3 separate regions of the Homo sapiens genome follow, and all the other regions are linked to region 1. A link is a loop called in an ENCODE intact Hi-C map of the cell type or tissue named here. Cell type or tissue: Caco-2. All regions are shown on one strand. Each heading gives the region's core, and the rest is flanking DNA. Links, peaks and the distances in the headings are about the cores only. Region 1 holds the start of LOC105376156 (a long non-coding RNA gene). Region 2 overlaps PTCH1 (patched 1). Region 3 overlaps FANCC (FA complementation group C).

Region 1 (6,639 bases), core at 482-5,481:
CCCCAAAATTCCTAAATAAGCCCCAGTGAACAAACTTGGGCAGCTTCTGGGCAGGCACATGAGTGCCGCAGCACGGCGTTCTCGAAGGAGCTGCGACAGCCATGGAGGGCCAGTTCCTGAATGAAGAAAGACCTGCATGAGTCAGTGATGCTCCTTCACACCGGGAGGAACCTGGAAATAAACAGTTTAAAGGCTCTCAAGGGAACCAAATTCACATTCCGGGCAAATGTCCCTGTATTAGTCAGTTCTCGCACTGCTATAAAGAACTATGTGAGACCGGGTAATTTAGGAAGAAAGAAAAACTTCTTTCTTCATAAAGAAAAACTTGACTCACTGTTCCACAGACTGAACAGGAGGCATGGCTGGGGAGGCCTCAGGAAACTTACGATCATGGTGGAAGGGGAGGCACATCTTCACATGGCTGGAGAAGGAGAAAGAAAGCAAAGGGGAAAGTGCCACACACTTTTAAAAACTAGATCTCATGAGAACCCACTACCATGAAAACGGCAAGGGAGAAATCTGTCCCCATGATCCAATCACCTCCCACCAGGCCCTTCCTCCAACATGGGGGATTACAGTTCAACATGAGATTTGGGCAGGGACACAGATCCAAACCATATCCATCCCTAATAGCAAAGTTTCAGGTACATGGTGCAGAACTCCAAAATTTATAAATCCAAACAAATGGATTTTTCCGACACAATTGTACAACTTCTTTGCAGGGAAGCATTCACACAGTAAACCTTTCTTTTAAGGAAATAACCTTTCCTCAGGTGGTTCATTATGTAAACACTGCACATTTGTATTCAACTGTATACACCTAAGGGTGGCATAGCAAAACCTGTGTACATATTTATTTGTGACAATTTATCTGGAAGATTAGAAAAATCCTTGTGGGTCTGCAGAGACCATATATTTACTGACACTGAAAAATGTTCATGACCTACTATCAATGAAAACGTTAATTACCCAAAAATGTAGGCACATTATAATCCTGTTTCTGAAAAAAAAAAAAAATGTATCTTTATATAAGAGTAGAGGCAGGCCCGGCACGGAGGCTCATGCCCGTAATCCCAGCATTTTGGGAGGCCTAGACAGGTGGATCACTTGAGGTCAGGACTTTGAGACCAGCCTGGACAACATGGTGAAACCCCGTCTCTACTAAAAATACAAAAATTAGTTGGGTGTGGTGGCACACACCTGCAGTCCCAGCTACTTGGGAGGCTGAGGTGGGAGAATTGCCTGAACCTAGGAGGCAGAGCTTGTAGTAAGCCGAGATGGTGAAACTGTACTCCAGCCTAGGTGACACAGCAAGACTGTATAAAAAAAAAAAACAGAAAATGTACATTTTTATTATATTATTATAGTATTCATACAGATGAAATTTAATATTGATTATTGATATCAACTTTATATTATTGAATAATTATAATTATTACTTAATATGTCATATATTATTCATTACATTATTTCCTTATATGATTTTAAAAAATTGTTTTAAATTACTTTTAAAATTTGTTGTGGGTACATAGTAGGTGTATATATTTATGGGGTATATTTGGTGTTTTGATACCAGCATGCAATGTGAAATAAGTACACCATGAAGAATGGGCTATCCATCCCCTGAACATTTATACTTTGAGTTGCAAACCAATTAACACTCTTTAAGTATTTTTAAATGTACAATTAAGTTATTATTAACTATAGTCACCCTATTGTGCTGTCAAATAGTAGGTCTTACTCATTCTTTCTTACGTTTTGTACTAACCATCCACACCTCCCCTCAGCCCCGCACTCCCCTTCCCAGCCTCTGGTAACCATCCTTCTACTCTCTATGTCCATGAGTTCAACAGATTTGATTTCTGGATCCCACTAATAAATGAGAACATGCGATGTTTGTCTTTCTGTGCCTGGCCTTTTTCACTTAACATAATGACCTCCAGTTCTGATATGACTGTTTTGTGGGATTTATACTTTGCATGTATTTTTTGTTTGTTTGTTTTTTGAGAGGGAATTTCACTGTCACCCAGGCTGGAGTGCAATGGTGCAATCTGGGCTCACTGTAACCTCCGCCTCCCAGGTTCAAGCCATTCTCCTGCCTCAGCCTCCCTGGTAGTTCGGATTACAGGCGTGCGCCACCATGCCTGGCTAATTTTTGTATTTTTAGTAGAGACGGGGTTTCACCATGTTGGCCAGGCTGGTCTCGAACTCCTGACCTCAAGTGATCCGCCCGCCTCGGCCTCCGAAAGTGCTGGGATTACAGGCTGAGCCACTGCGCATGTGTATCACAGAGCCGTGTATCAGTATTTTTAAGTTAGTCCGTCAAAAACAACCTTGATTTGCACGAGACACATGTTAAAGAGATTTTGTGATTGTCCTTTCTCCCTTGCTTTCCTCGTCTGGCTCCTGGCTGCCCCTTGGGCCGGCGCCTCTCGCTCGCTCTATTCCTTCTCCCCGCGGCTGCCTCGTGCCGGCCGCACCTTCTCGCCGCGGACCGGAGCCGGGGCAGGAGCCGGGGCAGGAACCCGGGCAGAAGCCGGGGCAGGAACCAGGACAGGAAGCGGGGCAGGAACCAGGACAGGAAGCAGGGCAGGAGCCCCGCAGGAGCCAGGTGTCTGAGCCCCGCCCCGCCGCGGGGGAGAGGCCTCCGGGAGCCGGGGCCGCCCAGAGCCGCAGCCGCCGCGCAGGCAGGGCCGGGCCGGGCCGGGTGCGCGGGCACAAAGGGGCCGCTGCACATGGCAGGCAGGCGAGCAGATGCCAGCAGACAGCTTTTGTGAGTCCCTTCATGTTAATTAACTTTTGTGAGAACCTTCATGTTAATTAACTTTGCTTGAGCTTTCCCTAGACTTGAAAGCTCTGGAGTGGTTTGTTTTTGTAAAATGCTTTGACTCCAGGGAAAGCCGCTTCAAGGGGGAAAAAAGGAGAAACAAAAAGAAAGAAAGGGAAAATTTTTAAGTGGGGCTTTGCTTACCAGCAAATTTCTTCCCCTTGGCTCCGTCTCCCCCTCCCCCACAAGCAGGGACTCAACCATCAGAGAGAATTTTAATGGCCTTTTTCTTACCCTAAAACATAAACCCGAAGCAGACCTCCCCGTGGCAGTGGGGGCTCGGCTGGCCGCATCGGGGACAGGGAACAGGTGTGTGCAGGCAGGGCCGCCTGTGTTTCTAAGGAAGCAAATCAAAGTGTGAAGGGCCCTGGACTAATGTACTCCCAGTTTAGAGAAATGGGGACATGGAGCTAGATTTGTGGGGGCCAGTTCTGATAAGTAACAAATGTGCTCACCCACAGAGTCTCAGGGCCCCAGGGTGAGATGCAGGGGGTGGGTCTGCTGCTTCCAAGACTTCTTCCTGGGACAGGACCGGTTGTTAAAGTTTAACCGAGGCCAAGTAAAAAGAGACAGTGCTGGAAAGTGGAAGATCTAGCCAGCCACCCAGCTGTTTATTAATATAAAGGCGGCACAGCATCAAACCACTGACTCAAACCACTGACTCACCTCTTCTTCCCCCAACATCTTATGAAAATTTTTGAACAAACGGAAAAAGTTGAAAGAATTATGCAATTAATACCCATATACCCACCACTTACTTTCTGTAATTAATATTTTGCTATATTTGCTTTTATCACGCGTATGACCACCTGTCTGTCCCCATCTTACCTGTCCACCAAGTCGTCTTATTTTTAAGAATTTCAAGTTGCTAACATCAGTATTCTTCAATCTTTAACACTTCAGCATGTAGTTATCTAACTCTAGTTAGATAACTAGAGTTCAATCTTCGTTTATCGCTCATGGATTTTTTTCTTTTTCTTTTTTTTTTTTTTTTTTTGAGAGGGAGTCTCGCTCTGTCGCCCAGGCTTGAGTGCAGTGGCGCGATCTCGACTCACTGCAAGCTCAGCCTTCCAGGTTCACGCCATTCTCCTGCCTCAGCCTCCCGAGTAGCTGGGACTACAGGCGCCTGCCACCACACCCGGCTAATTTTTGGTATTTTTTAGTAGAGACGGGGTTTCACCACGTTAGCCAGGATGGTCTCAATTTCTTGACCTCGTGATCCGCCCGCCTTGGCCTCCCAAAGTGCTGGGATTACAGGCGTGAGCCACCGCGCGCGGCGGCTCATGGATTTTTTAAGGTAAAACGTACATACAGTAGAATGCACAAATAAGAGGAAATTTGATGAGTTTTCACAATGCATACAGTTTGCTTTTTCTTTTTACTTTTAATTTTTTTTTTTTTTTTTTTTTTTTTTTTTTTTTGAGATGGAGTCTCGCTCTGTCGCCCAGACTGGAGTGCAGTAGCACAATCTCGGCACACTGCAAGCTCCGCCTCCCAGGTTCACCCCATTCTCCTGCCTCAGCCTCCTGAGTAGCTGGGACTACAAACTCCCGCCACCACGCCCGGCTAATTTTTTGTATTTTTAGTAGAGATGGGGTTTCACCGTGTTAGCCAGGATGGTCTCCATCTCCTGACCTCGTGATCCGCCAGCCTCGGCCTCCCAAAGTGCTGGGATTACAGGCGTGAGCCACCGCGCCCGGCCACTTTACTTTTAATTTGAAGTAATTTCGCACTTGCCAAAAAGTTGCAAGCACAATCCACAGATCTCTTATTTGCTCTTTACCCAGATTCCCACTTTTTTAACAAGTTGCAAGTAAGTTGCATACATCATATACCTTTATTTCTTAATAATTCCATATTTTCTAAGGACAAGGCTATTCTCTGATTTAGAAAATTTGATTTTGATATAACACTTTTATTTAAACTACTGTCCATATTCCAATTTTGACAACTGCCCCAGTAATTTTCTTTATAACATTTTCCTCCAATACAAGTTCCAGTCCTTTGCGAACTATGGTTTCAGCTTTACTAAATCTCTTTCATCTTGTTTAATGCTTTTTGGCTTAAATGCTACTTTGTCTTAAACTGTCATAACAATCCCTGAATTCTTATTGTTTCTATTAACCTGGTAAATTTTTGTTTTTATTCCTTATTTTTTACTCGTTTTGAATCACTGTGTTTTAGATGTGTCTTTTGATCACAGCATAGACTTCGGTTTTGCTGTATGAGGCAACTGTTCTGTTTTGTTTTGTTTTGTTGAAACACAGTCTTGCTCTGTTGCCCAGGCTGAAGTGCAGTGGCATGATCTCAGCTCACTGCAATTTTTGCCTCCCAGGTTCAAGCGATTCTTGGGCCTCAGCCTCCTGAGTAGCTGGGATTACAGGTGTGTGCCACCACGCCCAGCTAATTTTTGTATTTTTAGTAGAGGCAGGGTTTCGATGTATTGACCAGGCTGGTCTCGAACTCCTGACTTCAAGAGATCCACCTACCTTGGCCTCCCAAAGTGTTGGGATTATAGGCATGAGCCACCGTCCCTGGCCCTATATGAACCAATTTGAAAATCTTATCATAAATAGGTCAATTAAGTCTACGCACATTTAATGTGACATGTTTAATCTCGACTCTGTCATATTACTTCATGTTATAGTTTGGTGTATATTTTATACTATTTATTGTGCTTCTTTCTCTATTTAGTATGTCATTCATATTAATTTTTTTTGAGACAGAGTCTCGCTCTGTTGCCCAGGCTGGAGTGCATTGGTGCCATCTCGGCTCACTGCAACCTCTGCCTCCTGGGTTCAAGTGATTCTCCTGCCTCAGCCTCCCAAGTAGCTGGGACAACAGGCACACACCACCACACCTGGCTAATTTTTCTTGTATTTTTAGTAGAGACGGGGTTTCAGTATGTTGGTCAGGCTGGTCTCGACCTCCTGACCTCAGGTGATCTACCTGCCTTGGCCTCCCAAAGTGCTGGGATTACAGGCGTTAGCCAACACGCCCAGCCATTCATGTTAATTTTTAAGGTTTCTTTTGGTATTTAAGAATATTTTTGTTCTAGTTATTACCTTTGTTTTCATATATTTTATGTTATGGTTTCCCTAACTCCTTTTCTTTCTTTACTTAATCTTTTATGATCTAACCTGTCAGTAGTGTCTTCTGATTCCCACATATTACAACTGGCAGTGATCTTATTCAGCCTTCCCCCTCCTCCTGTTCCTATCTCCTCTCACTTTTACTGGTATTCTTCCTCTCTGCCAGAATGTATCACCATTATATGTTTTCCACCCATGTTCTCTCCCTTGTTTTACTCCTGGCTCTGCAATTAAACATATTAAGTACTGGTTATTTTGCTGAAGTTTCCTCTATGATCACTTAAGGTTGGATGAAGTCTACTCTCCAGTGTATTCTTCAGGAAGAGCATTAGCACACTGTTCCATGGATAGCTTGGATGGATATTAAATCTGTGACTGGCACTTTCTTTCCTTGAGTCCATGAAAATGCTGCTTCACTCCTGCCTGACCTTTTCTGTGGCTGTGAGAAGCCTGATACCCTGCCTGATTTTCTTTCCTGTAAGTAACTGGATCTTTTTGCCTGGAGGCTCTGATGATTTCTTTCCTTTGTCTTTAAAGTCTAATCATTTTACCAGGATATGTCTTAGAGTTAATTGTCTGTTGTCAATTTTCTCATTTACACAGTAAGTTTGCTCTATATGTAGAATGAATTTTTTTTCATTTCCAGAAAGTTATCTTAGAATATAAACTTAAATATTAGCTCTGTTCCAATATTTTGCTTTCCTCTTTAGAGAGCACAAT
Region 2 (6,639 bases), core at 707-5,706, 68 kb before region 1:
AAATGCCAGATGTATTACACAGTCAAGTATTGCAATGTAAACACCACTCCGTGCCACGAGGCAGGGTGGTCCATCTCCTATTTAAGAAGAGTGCGAGATTGAGAGGATGGGGGGTGGGGGGGTAAACCCTCTGCTCTGTAGTGAGCCCAGTGGTGGTTGTGTCATTTGTGTTTTTGGCTGCACAGTCAAGATTTGAAACTACAAAACCCAGATAAACACATTGGAATGGCAAAGAATAGCAACTTGAATTGGGATGCCAAACAAATCAAGATGTGGCTTGGATAGTGTTGCTTCATTGGGTCAGATAAGTTTATAAAATGTGGGACAGAATGGAGGGTGGGGAGAGACAGGAAGAGCGCTCTTGTCACAGCAGCATCTTTAAGTTGCATGAGCATCCTGTTATTCATTTGCTGGTGGTTAAATGGAAAGGTGAGTGGAAGCGAGGCGGAGAGAGCCCGAGCCTCCAAGATGACCTCCTCCGTGAGAGGAAGCCCTCCCGGGTGGGTGCACCTTCCAAGCCTGGAAAAGCTGATGGGTTGCAAAGCCAGTCTGGTGTTCTGTGGCACTGAGGGATGTAGCCCACGATATGTTCTGAAGTAAATGGCTTTCCAGTTTTCTCCTGCTTTCTGCATTTCTGAAGTAAGAAGTCTGCTAATGATGATTGTTCGGAGCTGAGAAAGTCACTGGCACTTTGGGCCACCCTCCGGTATAACGTGTCGTACGATGCTGCCAGCAATGACAGGAAATTGGAGTACCCAAATATTACCTATCCTTCCAGATAGCCTAACATGAAGCAGCCCTGAGAGTGACTACACTCAGGGTTTTTAAAAATTAATACGAACATGTTTTGTGAGTTAGGAAGAAATAGGATTTCAGTTTGAATTTGCGGAATTGTTGAAATACCTGCGCCAATATTCTCCTGATTAAGAAATTTATTCTACAGAGTGATCTGAGAAAACGGCTTTAAGAAATAGTGATGATAAAAACAGGAATTTTGAGATGAAGGAAAATGTAGGCTTCTTGACTCCCTCTTTCTCCTCCCACCGCTGTTTTTTTTCCTTTTGTGAATTCTTCCACATTCCCACCCCCACTCCCTGATTTCCTCTGCTCCTTTACTGGGAAACCAGCAACCTTCACAAAATAGACTCAAACATCACACAGCCTCTTTTTAAATAGAGGCTTTCTAAGAGAAAATAACAAAAGAATTTTTCCTAGCTGCCTAAGAAATTCTTTCTTCTTACTTTATTTTCCTCATGAGATTTACACATTGTTGTAATAAGTAAAAAATGATAAATATGATACCATCATTTTGGTCTACACATGATCCAGAAAAAAAAATTGCACATGTTTAATACCTTGCTTAATTGCAAACAAAGCTTGCAATTTGAGAGAATTGGGATTAGGGCTAAATATCTATTAACTGCTCTTTCTAGAGATTTGGGGACTAGGATGACCCTTTTTTTTTTCTTTTTTTTTTTTAATAGGCTACAGTTTCACATGGCTCCCAAAAGAAATCTCTCTCCCTTTTTGTTTCCCACACCAATTGATTTATCATTTTGCTTGCAAGCAGATCCAGAATGTTAGGGCAAGAACACACTCACTTTTTTCTCGTAACTTTTTTGTTGCGGACCGAAACCAGTTGACTTGAATAAATTTTTCTGAGGCCTGAATGTAGCCAGCAACGTGGAAAAATCTTGCCATTCAGGGCCGTCTGAATGTACATTTCAGCCACACAGTAAGCTGCATTGGGAGGCGCTGGACTGCTAAATGCAACCATTTTTCGCAGCAGCGAGTTAGACAGGTGATTAGCATAATTAGCACCGAGCAGCTATACATATGGTAATGCTGAGTGTGTAAATGCCAGCTGCGGTGTAAAATTTATGTCAGGGGTCGGCAGGGCTGTGCGAAAGTATTGTGTTCCAGCTGCAGGTCAGGGCCGCCAAAGCTTACCTCCTTTTCTCTTGTTGGTGAATACGCCAAACAGAAGAGAAAGACAGAAATATAACAGATACGGCTTTGATGGGACAGCCCAGTTCTGTGCAAGAGGGACTGCTCTATAAAACACACACACTCACACACACTTGCAGAAATCCCATTACTTTCTGTAGAAATCGTGTGTGTACTTCATGCAGGGTCCAGATGAGTGGGGCCGGGATGGAGGTAGGTAAATGATTCCCTGGGAGGAAAAAATTCAGTCATTGAAGTTTTAAAAGGAGTTAAAAGTTCTGTTTTGTTTTTCTTCCCACCCATCCTTTTACCCCCCACACCATTCCCTCCACCACTCTCCTGCCCACATTGTCTTATTTCACATTAGATGGGGGGATATCCTTGCTGGATGGGATAGCATTGGTCCTTTAGAAGAGGAGGAACTAACCGTTCTGGAGGTGTTAGCCTTGAACAAAATATAAGGTTTCAGCAGTGCAACTCTTCCCAAACTGCTTGACTAGCTTTAGAAAGGGGCTAAAAAAAGCTTTTGTGGGCTTTTTGTTCTTCCTCTGGGTAGCTATACTTACTCGCCTACCTATACTTACTCCCCCTACCTCCACTGTCAGACCCACCAAATTCTTTATAGATTTAAAAAAAAAAAAAGAATCACATGGGTTTCTTGTTTGAAAGGATAGTCTTGAATGGCTCACATACTTTGAAATGCATGATGCGGGAATTTATTGCTATGATGAGTTTATACATTTTGCACTTGAGGTATTTTCTCTGCCACGCCCCCACCTCCACCCTTCCGTTTTTTGGTTGGTGGCTATAAGAAGTGGTGGTGTTGACAGAATATAGTTCACACCATGCTGACCCGGTGATGAAACTTCCTCACGGCACCAGGGGGTCCTTATGTACTGGCCCCTAATCCAGCTAATCCTGATGGCAACAAAATCATGAAAGTGGCCCCCAGTGACGTGAGTCTCCCTGCACAGATGCAGAGGGAAGGAACAGTGCAGGAGATAAATGAGGCCAGCGTGGTATTCACCGGAGGCCAGGGAGCCTGCGTGCGAAGGTGGAGACTCGCATTGTCTTCTCCCCCATGTCGGCTCAAGTGGGAGGCCAATGAAGAGAGGCCCAGGCTGGATAATGGCAAGAAGACTGTTCAGAGCTGAGAGGTGATGTCAGCCCCACAGAAGCTGAGAGAAGGAAACTGGGGTTAATGTTATGCAATGCCTTGAGTGCTGTGATGGAGAGCCTGCCGTGGAAGCACTTGGGTTTTGTTGTTGTTGTTGGGTTTCTTTCTGTTTCTATTTTTTTAATGAAGACTTCAGGAGGTTTCAACTAAGCTTGATGAAAACACGCTGTGTTGGTTCCTGGGTTCTGCTGCCTGCTGCTGCTGGAGTGTGGCCTCTGAGCCAGCGCGCGCTCGTCATCACACCTCTGGGCCCGCCCACTTCCTGCAGAGCGACGGGACCTGGGTGTGCATCTGCCTGCCTGTTGCGCTTGAGCGGCCTGGTTGCACCTGAGGTTGTGGTAGAACCTGGGACAGTTCCCAGCTTGGAAAGTACGCTGTTCCGGATGGAAGACATTTCCGCCTGTGCTCTGCAGGAAGTCAGCAACGTTCTTGGGCCTGTCTCAGGTGGCGCGGTGCACAGCCCTCATTTGCCAGTGTGGCAAGTAACCAATGAAGAAGGGGCCTCCTGGCAGATGCAGCGTCGTCTCGGGAACTCGTGGCTCCTTGGGAGCTGGTGGGAGCTGCGACAGGCAGCAGGTCCAGCGTGGGCAGAGTGCCGGGCTGACCTGATTGCATCTGACAGGGCGAGCAGGTCTGCGTCAGGGAAAGCCATTCAGAGGGAGCAGCCTGGGCAAGGCTGATAACAGATGGCACTGCCAGCAGCTGGTGGGGGCGGGGAAGCTTGCTTCCGGCGCATGCGCGTTGCAGAACCCCGCGCGAGCGCCTGCGCACTACCTGCGCCCAGCCTGCCACATGCCCCGTGCGGTCCCGTGCGGTTCCGTGGGCAGGTGGGGGTGTCCTTTTCTCGTTATGCTTTGGTGGTTGACCTCTCACTGGGCTCACTTCATGAAGGCACATTCTCTTTGGGCTGATTGTAGCGTTTTTCCCATGGCAACACGCAGGGGCACAATCTCATAAGGAAAAAAACGGCCCAGAAACTTGGACAGCGGTTGGCTCCTCCTGAATAAAAGAGATGGGTGGGAGAGGACTAAAATTCACAGCCCGTGAATTTTCAGCCAATTGCTCACATTACTGAATTTTCTTTTTTTTTTGTTTTTCGATTATAAAAAAGAGGCAGTGCTAATAATTTTGCAGTTACACCCGCTTAGAGATTTGTACTTTTTCGGCCTCACAGTAAGTAAATGCAACATTGAAAGGAGGACCTGAGCAACTAAAAGAAAAAGAAAATCTCTCTAGAGGCTGTTAGATAATTCATGGGATTAATCAAATGCAAATGCAACGCTTGCATATACACAGACCCTATTTTCCTAATTGGACTCTGAGTGGGTACTTTTCAGGCTGAAAGGGTCATTTGTTTTGACTGATTGACTTTTTGAGGCTTTGGGGGGAATTAATAACTTATACAGATGACTGCCTGTTCCCAAGGCTCTGTATTGAGACTGCGCATTCATTTATTCATTCAGCACACTTGGTGTGCCATGCCCCTGGTGCCCCTCTGCGTCCCTCACATACGGAGGTGCATGGGCAGGACTTGAATTTTGTGGAAAATAACTTCGGTTGGTCCCTCAGATCATCTTTATGTGGATCACAATAAGCTTTTGCTAAAAGGTTTTTGTGTGAATGACACAGAAGTTTCTTAAGCTCTGTGCAGAAGGCTGTGCTGAGGAGGGGCACAGCAGGGAAGCGTGATGAGGGAAACATCTCTTGTCTACAGTGGATTGGAATCATATTGGCCTAGAAGTATGGGCCTCTGGGTCAGCTGGCATCCCACCTGAGCTAGCTAGCCTTTCTTCACTTTGGAAAGTTAAGCCTGGCTTGATTTGGGGATGAGAGGATCAGCAGAGCTTGATCAAAAACTTATTTGCAGAAGTGATGCTTCTTTTGCCTTTCAAAGAATTGGCTTAAGCCTTGGATTTCTGGAGAATAAGATGGCAGAATTTGCAGGTAAAGAGGCTTAGGGCTGCATGTTCTCTGTGTGCCTTCATCTGCCCCCTCTAAGACAGGACTCTCTGGGGACCAGAAGGAAAATGAGGCCTGTCCACTGTGACCCAGGGAGCCCTACTGAAAAAAATGCATCTCCTCACTGGCTGAGAAAAGTCTTTGATGCAACATGGTTGTACTTTAAATAAAAATACGGATTATTGTCATATTTCACGCATTCTAAAATTCTAGCTGTGAGCGTAATACAGGTTGAGTATCCCTTATACAAAATGTTTGGGACCAGAAGTGTATGGGATTTTGGATTTTTTTAAGGGGGGGTGATATTCACACATAAGCATGATGAGAAAGCTTGAGGATGGGACCCAACTCTAAACATGAAATTTGTTTATGTTTCAACTACTTTATGCATCTAGCCTGAAGGGAATTTTATACGATATTTTAAGATAATTGTGTGCCTGAAACAATGTTGGTGTATATTGAACTGTCTGAAAGCAAAGATGTCACTATCTCAGCCACCCATGTGGACAATCTGGTTGTGTGGCATTCCCATCCTTCCTGACTTAAAATTTATATGCTGCCGATAAGCAATCATTTTCTTAAACTAATTCACACCTACGTACTTACCAGTAAAAAAACCACGACATTCCATTAATGCAGTGAAAAAAATAATGTGTTCAGGGTACCCAAGCAGCACAATAGCATCACCAGATACCTGCATCAGTGGCTAAACAACAGCAGCTTCCGGTCTCCACCTGCAATGCTGTGTTTTCACTGAGAGGTTACTGTACACCATGTTTTATTTTTTTAGGTGAGAAGAAACATCAGAAGCAGTTGAAGGATCAGGGAGTGGGTTGTGTAGGGGCGAGGAGACATCTGCTGGATGGCTTTTCAGAATGTTTCCTCCAGCATCACCGGCCTCATTAACAATAGTTTCTGTCTTAAGACGTCTCTCTTTGATTTTATGAATTGACATGATTTCCTGTTTGGTTGTGAATGCACGATGCGTTAGTTTTCAATAAGCCCATCACACATTTTTACCAGGTCTGCTATAGTTAACTTTTTGTGCAGTTGTAACATGTCATCTTCATGGTTGTGAGCCTGTTTTGACTGTGACTGATTACATGAGGTCAGATGTGGAATTTTCCACTTGGAGCATCATATTGGCACTCAGGAAGGTTTTGGAGCATTTGAGACCTTCAGATTAGGGATGCTCAACCTGTCTAGTGTGCTCTGTGGAATTTGGCACTCCTAGGCTACCTCCTGCTGTACTCATGTTCTCAGCTGGTGCTCAGAAACCATGAGGCTCGCAGGGTAGTTGGACTCTGGGTTAAAGGGTCAGTTCTGCCTCTTACTAATAAGGTGGGCAACCTTGGGCAAGCCACCCAAACTCTGCAGCTATGCCCCCTCCCCTGTAACATCAGGACAGTGAAACAATGCTCTGTGACAAAGGCATGGGTGAACTGACACTTGCTCCGCTCTTGGGTAAGGGTCTGGGAAATTTCACACACATTGTCAGCTAAGGCTCTCACAGTCCTGTGAGGTTCATCACAGCATTTGTTATCCCTGTTATCCTC
Region 3 (6,639 bases), core at 1,143-6,142, 160 kb after region 1:
GTTATGCTGATCACCGATTTCTAGCTGATAACTCCCACAAAACAAGGTGTGAATAAAGAGTGTGAAGAAATCAAGCTACTTCACAGGCATTTGCTATAGATGAAATAAATATGCCTATCCCTCACTTAATGATGTTAATTCTAAGAATCCTGCCAGTAAGTGAAAAGCTAGAAAATGAAAAATTACTTCTGTTAATTTTTTTGTTGTTGTTTTGGTTTTGTTTTTTGAGACAGAGTCTTACTCTGTTACCCAGGTTGGAGGGCAGTGGCGTGATCTCCCAGCTCACTGCAACCTCCACGTCTCGGGTTCAAGCAATTCTCGCCACAGCCTCCCGAGTAGCTGGGATTACAGACATATGACACCACGCCCAACTAATTTTTTCTATTTTTAGTAGTGACAGGGTTTCACTGTGTTGGCCAGGCTGGGCTCGAGTTCCTGGCCTCAAGTGATCCACCCGCTTGGCCTCTCAACTGCAGCCGGCTAACTTATGTTCATTTTAGTGGTAAAAGTTATGATGTGTTCCATCCCAACCTAAGATGTCCAAATACTTTCTACAAATAGAAAAATATATCATTGAGCAATGAAAACTTTTTATTAGTAAATAATCCAAAATTAAATAAATGTAATTGGTACATAAAATGTGTTAAAATGATGCTTTGTTGCCTCAATAAAAAAGAGGAGGCGGGGCCGGGCGCGGTGGCTTGTGACTGTAATCCCAGAACTTTGGGAGGCCAAGGCAGGCGAATCACGAGGTCAGGAGATCGAGACCATCCTGGCTAACATGGTGAAACCCTGTCTCTACTAAAAATACAAAAAAATTTAGCCAGGCGTGGTGGCGGGTGCCTGTAGTCCCAGCTACTTGGGAAGCTGAAGCAGGAGAATGGCGTGAACCCGGGAGGTTGAGCTTGCAGTGAGCCAGGATCGCGCCACTGCACTCCAGCCTGGGCGACAGAGCGAGACTCCATCTCAAAAAAAAAAAAAAAAAAAAAAAAAAAGAAGAGGCTTGATGGGATTGATGGAAGAGGGAAGGAGCCATACTTTGGAAGGTGGTTGGTGAGTCAGGTGATAAACTTTTAAGGCGTGCATTCAGCAGCAAAAGTGCTTAATAATATTTTTCATTGGGGATTTTGACAGTAGAAGAAACTCCTAATGTGGAAACCTTTGGTATATTGGTAGAAGGGAATCTTCAGATCAAAAAAAAAAGCAAGATGTAACTTTGCTTCCCTTTTTGTAATTTGCAATTCATACACCTCCTTGCAGGATGCGATATTAGTTTCCCGAAGCTGTTATAGCAAATTACTACAAACTTGTTGGATCAAGAGAACAGAATCATATCTTGTTGCAGTTCTGGAGGCCAAAAGTGTGAAAACTGACATGGCCACATTCCCTCTGGGGACACCTTCCTCTCACTTCTGGCGGCCAGCATGGCATTCCTGGGCTTGTGGCCGCATCCCTCCAATCTTTGCTTCTGTCTTCACTTTGCTGCCTCCTCTGTGTCTGTCTCCAACTTGCTCTGCCTCTGTCATAAGGTTGCATGTGGCCTACCCTACCCTGATATTCCAGGACAAGCTCCTTCTCTCAGGATCCTGAATGTTACCACTTTGTAGTAGTTGTTGTTGTACAAGGTAATAGTCATTCCTTTGCCATGTAAAGTAATATTCACAGGTCCCATGTGCTAGTGTGGGAATGAGGTGCCGACATTTGGGCTGCTAATTCTTTGTTGTGGGAGACTGTCCTGTGCTTGGTAGATGTTCAGCGGTGTACCTGGCCTCTGCCCACTGGGTGCCAGTGACATCCTTCTCCCAGCTGTGACAACCAAAAATGTCTTCAAACATTGTCAAGGGTCCCCTCTGGGGCACGACTGTCCTTGGTTGATGAGCACTGCTTTAACCTAATCAGAGCCCATTCTTATCCCACTCAAATATGCTGACTGGGAAGTTTCCAGTCTCGTTAAGAAGGGGGAGGGTGGAGAATGGATGCTGGAGAGGTGACTGCTCCTCTCCACTACACCTAACATTCTAGTGAAGTCCACAAATGGGCCAAATCGAGCAGGATTATGAAATTTTTGCTAGACCCCTGTTAGTGTATTCTAACATTGTGGCATTTTATATTAGTCAACTAAATCTCAATATTATGTTTTAAAAAAATCCAATGGACCTCTGAATCCCCAGGTTGGGTTTTTTCTACTTTACCTATGTTAAATATGTTAAATACCTAGGTTGCCCTTTATCTTAGAATTTGTCCATGTATCACCTCATTCTTTTTCAGCAGGTCCCTTTCTGGAGGTTTTCATACTCAGTTGGATTTATCCTCCCTGCGACTGCTGCCTGCTCCTTGCCTTGCCATGCGGCATTAGTAGAGTATGAACTGCACATTTAGCACAGCAGTTTATGCACTAGAGAATCAGGATTGGAATTTTTCTGAAGTATCTTATTTTTCTGTGAAATAATTGAAACAGAGTATAGACACATTTGCTGTTTTGAAGTTTTTATGATTTCCAAAGTAATAAATGTGCACTCTCACAGTTCTCGGGTGGCTGATCTCTGGAGTGCTTGCCGTTTCTCCGGGTGGTTGCTTTGTACAGGCTCCCCTCTCGTGTTGGCCTGCAAGTGCTCTCGCTGCGACGGGTCCCTGACCGGTACTGGATGAGAGGACTAGTACTGGTGCAGATGTTGGCATAAACAAAAGCTGCAGCTTTTTAATCATGACTAAGGCATGGGAGAGGCTGACATATAATTGTGGGGAAAAGCGAGAGAGATCAGATTGTTACTGTGTCTGTGTAGAAAGAAGTAGACATAGGAGACTCCATTTTGTTATGTACTAAGAAAAATTCTTCTGCCTTGAGATTCTGTTAATCTATAACCTTACCCCCAACCCCGTGCTCTCTGAAACATGTGCTGTGTCAACTCAGAGTGGAATGGATTAAGGGCGGTGCAGGATGTGCTTTGTTAAACAGATGCTTGAAGGCAGATGATCAATAAATACTAAGGGAACTCAGAGGCTGGCGGGATCCTCCATATGCTGAACGCTGGTTCCCCGGGTCCCCTTATTTCTTTCTCTATACTTTGTCTCTGTGTCTTTTTCTTTTCCAAATCTCTCGTCCCACCTTACGAGAAACACCCACAGGTGTGTAGGGGCAACCCACCCCTACAATAATGGTTCCCAGAGTGTCCCTCTCAGACCAATAAAACATAGCAAAACTACGTGATAACCAGGCTGGAATGTATGTGAATTGTTCGAGTGAGTCTGTGTCACTTGAACTGTACTGGGCAGTACCTAGGGGCTTCATGTAAGGCATGAAGGGCTCCAGAAAGAACCCGCTCTTTGCCTTCAGTTGTATTCTATATGTTTAATACACAGCACAGCAGAAGCAATCAGCTCTCCCCAATGTTACTTATCCCATAAATCATCTTTCCTTACACCTACGTATTTTCTTCTGTATTCAATTTTATTAATGGATCATCTGATCTCCAGCTTTGCTGGTTTAGAACCTCTGTGCTCATCTTAAGCTCCTCAAGGAGAAAAGGACTATTGTAATCATCTTTCAACGAGTTTGTAAAAACAATTCCCCCATCACAGCACTGTGCCTCATAGGGTTTAAAATTTGACCGAATGACTGACTTTACATACATCCTTCCCAGACCCTTTAGGACTACTGCTCCCCTAGAGGTTTTCTCTGCCCTTTGGAAAACAGGTAGGGGAAGAGGGATCTAGAAATGGCAGTATTCATTAAGATAGCCAAAGCTTGATAGGAAGAGACATTCATTTTACTGTGGTAATTAAAGTGAAAATGGGAGAATAAGAAGGCATGCTGCTTCTTTTTCAGGAGTCTTGGCAAGGGTTCTAGTTTTAAAAGAAAGAGACACAGCCAACTAGATTGAAATGATGTGGAGTTCATCCCTCCACAGTCATATTTTACTGAGCCATTTTTCAATAAATGGACTAAATTGTCCCTTGGAACTCAGTAGGTGGTGCTCTTGTGCTATAGCATAGCATCGGCTTTGGAGAGGTTCTGAGAGCACAGCGGCTGGTTCCAGGGCCTGTGTCCTGTCAGTCCCCTTTCATAGCTGCCAGGCACACACCTGGAGGGCATCACATGGCTGGTCTGGTGAGAGGCTTTCTGTCTTTGGAAATGAGGGGGTGAATTAAGGTCTTTACCTTCTCTAGCCTGTCTGAGCTCTGCTTTCCAGGGGAACCTAAATGAGAGGTTTTCTAACCTTTTAAAGAAAAAAAAAATGTGACTGTTTATCCAAACAATTACGATGTGTATTGTTACCAGTTTTCCAAGATTTTTTATATTGTTATTCATCTGTGATTCCTCAAATCAAAGTTCCTTTCCACATAACTCAGGGTATCATTCTTGTTTATGTTTTCCTTTATGTTAATGTTTGTTTCCTGTTTAAGCTTCAGAGAAGATGCAGCAGAAAGAAATAAATATGTAGTAGAGAAATTTGGAAGTGATGAAGGAATACAGGTGAAAGCCATCGAGTTCATGCAGCAGCTAGTAGTAACTTAGCTGACAACAGACCCTTTTGGCAGGAGCCCATTGCTTTACTCCTTTTGCTATATAATGAGTTCCTTGGTCCGAAGTTGGTTGTGATACCATGATGGTGAATAAGGAATCCAGTCAAGTCCACATTTGGTGATGCTGGAGAAGTGTGGTGGGCAAAGAAGATAAATTTAAATCCAGAGTGAGTTATCTATTACAAGGAGGACAAATCTGTTGCCTGAAGCATTTCAGGGTCTGCTTTTTCATCAAGTTTCTGTAGGGGTTGTATAAAACGAAAGTTACTTCACCTATATCCACCAACTGGTAGGGGAGAGGCAAAATGCTAGTGGGACTCACAGCCTGGATGTGCTGATCTGACCCATTCAGTCACCTGTGATGTCGAAAGGCTACCAGCCAGGTCCGAGTGAGGCCAGGCTGTGGGGCCAGCAGCTGGGCTCCTGAGCTGTGCTGCTGCAGATCCAGTGATGTGCAGTGTGTTTTGTCAAGACAGAGTGCTTCCTCTCCAGTCTACTGTCTAGTATCTTGTGCACTGAGTTTTTAGGTTTTAATGACCGTAGTCCTGATTTACATACTTTGCAGTTGATTTTTTTTTAGCCATCTTTTAATTCTGCCTTTTCAATTTATACTTTCTTATTTTTTAATTAGCTTTTTTAAAAAGCACCCTAAATATACTGATTTTTGTTGGTTTTAAAAATCACCTTAAATATATTTTGTTGGGATTATTTTAGTGTCTTAAGTATACTTTGTTAGGATTTTTTAGCATCTAAATATACCTATTTGTTGGACTGATTAACTTCATCTGAAGTGAATTTGTGATCTAATGTCTGATATTGTTAGTTGCATTTATTTCTTCATGTACTTTAGAACTTTGGTTAAATGACATGTTTTGAATGAGGTTTTAAAAACTTTTCACTCATTCAGTCATTTTTCGCCTCTTTCTCCCTCTCTGCACACTCTCCCCTGTGTAGCCTCATTCTGCTTGTCTCTGTCTGGCTTCCATGGAGCCTGGGTGCAGAACTAGCTTTCACAGTGGGGGCTTAGTTACCTGGGCATTCATGGCTGCTTCACGCAGTGCCTGGTCCTGCCTGACAGGTGTCCTCCATCCTCCCTAGACCGCCACTCCATAGGAGGCAAGGATGCTGCGAGCCTTCCTTCAGGCATGGAGGGGTAGGGCTCTAGTCAGCACCTTCCATCCCACCTTCCAGCAAGGGTGCTAGTTTCTCACTCTGTCGTTTGTGCCTCTGTTTAGCCCCCAACCCTTCTAAGACCCAAACCTACAGTTTCATTGCCTGTTTTTGGACCCTAGCATAGGAGGGGCTGGCTGCTCATGGTTTTGTCCTCGGGGTCTTGCCTCTTTGTGTTTCTGTCTCGTATCGATTTCATAGAAATGTTTATTTTGTGTGTGTGCTTGCCTGTATCCTTTTCCTTTTTTCTTTTTATGTTTCCCCTCTCATTGCTGTATGTTTGGAGTAAAGAGAATCCATCCAAAAGTGAATTTACCGTGCCATCTTAACTGGAAGTCACATGGGCAGAGAGTTTAAAGGAAAGAAAGATACTTGGTTTTACATAGTACTGAAAGCTAACCACAAGAACGCTTCCTATGTGAGCTCAGTGACCCATAGCATATAGTTACTTAAACTCCGTCTGAGGCTTGCAGGCCCCAAAAGATGAGTGGGATTAGGCAGGTGGGATTTATTAGGGTGCTATGGTTCTCTACAAAGGTTTCACCTTCTATTTTTCATTTTGGTGGTAATTTTTTAAAAATTCATAATTCCACACACCTAAATGCCTGCAATTCTAACTAAGTAATGTCTTAAAATTTCAGTGCCTGGAGTTGTGTTTGTATTGGTGCCAAGGAGCACTGCTTTAAATATAGGGAGATATTATAAAAGAACAGAGGTGAAAATGTAAATAACGTGTTTGAGCTAAGAGATTGCCGTTGCACAGTGGTTCTGAAGAGGAAAGTGATGCGTGAATTAAGCTGTCTCCCTGCATGTGTTAGTATTGGCCAGTCAACAGAACCTGCCTGTCGGTACCAAGCCCTACATGGTTAGTCCAAAGTGAGTTTCAATGACTGCATCATTGATCACGCTGAATTAATTTTGTCAATTTAAATTTTACTCATTTTG

The links. Hi-C counts contacts between places; a loop is a spot of excess contacts. Peaks named below come from ENCODE experiments on the same cell type or tissue, not always from the same donor. Only the 100,000 strongest peaks of a DNase experiment are listed, where the experiment ranks them.
Region 2: it touches region 1 in a loop (3.0-fold over the local background); 15 of 110 quality-filtered maps call a loop at or near these places.
Region 3: it touches region 1 in a loop (2.9-fold over the local background); 2 of 110 quality-filtered maps call a loop at or near these places.

The regions. Positions count from the first base shown.
Region 1 is chr9:95,422,858-95,429,496 of GRCh38, reverse strand. It overlaps LOC105376156 (a long non-coding RNA gene), which reads left to right and starts at 2,667. Exons shown (of 3, transcript NR_188614.1): 1 at 2,667-2,773. RefSeq lists a silencer at 2,410-2,799. In Caco-2, for the core only: no CTCF peak of the experiment used is centred there; DNase peaks (open chromatin) are centred at 2,586 and 3,326; H3K4me3 peaks cover 1,874 bases.
Region 2 is chr9:95,491,378-95,498,016 of GRCh38, reverse strand. The region is part of intron 2 of PTCH1 (patched 1); the gene reads left to right. Among named protein-coding and RNA genes, the nearest start is that of PTCH1, 15 kb to the left of the region's middle. RefSeq lists enhancers at 894-2,440, 3,201-3,420, 3,471-3,520, 2,857-3,596, 3,581-3,670 and 1 more. In Caco-2, for the core only: no CTCF peak of the experiment used is centred there; DNase peaks (open chromatin) are centred at 3,426 and 3,846; H3K4me3 peaks cover 1,682 bases.
Region 3 is chr9:95,266,284-95,272,922 of GRCh38, reverse strand. The region is part of intron 1 of FANCC (FA complementation group C); the gene reads left to right. Among named protein-coding and RNA genes, the nearest start is that of FANCC, 48 kb to the left of the region's middle. RefSeq lists a silencer at 3,902-4,196. In Caco-2, for the core only: CTCF peaks have their summits at 3,704 and 3,918; DNase peaks (open chromatin) are centred at 2,610, 2,932 and 4,032; H3K4me3 peaks cover 467 bases.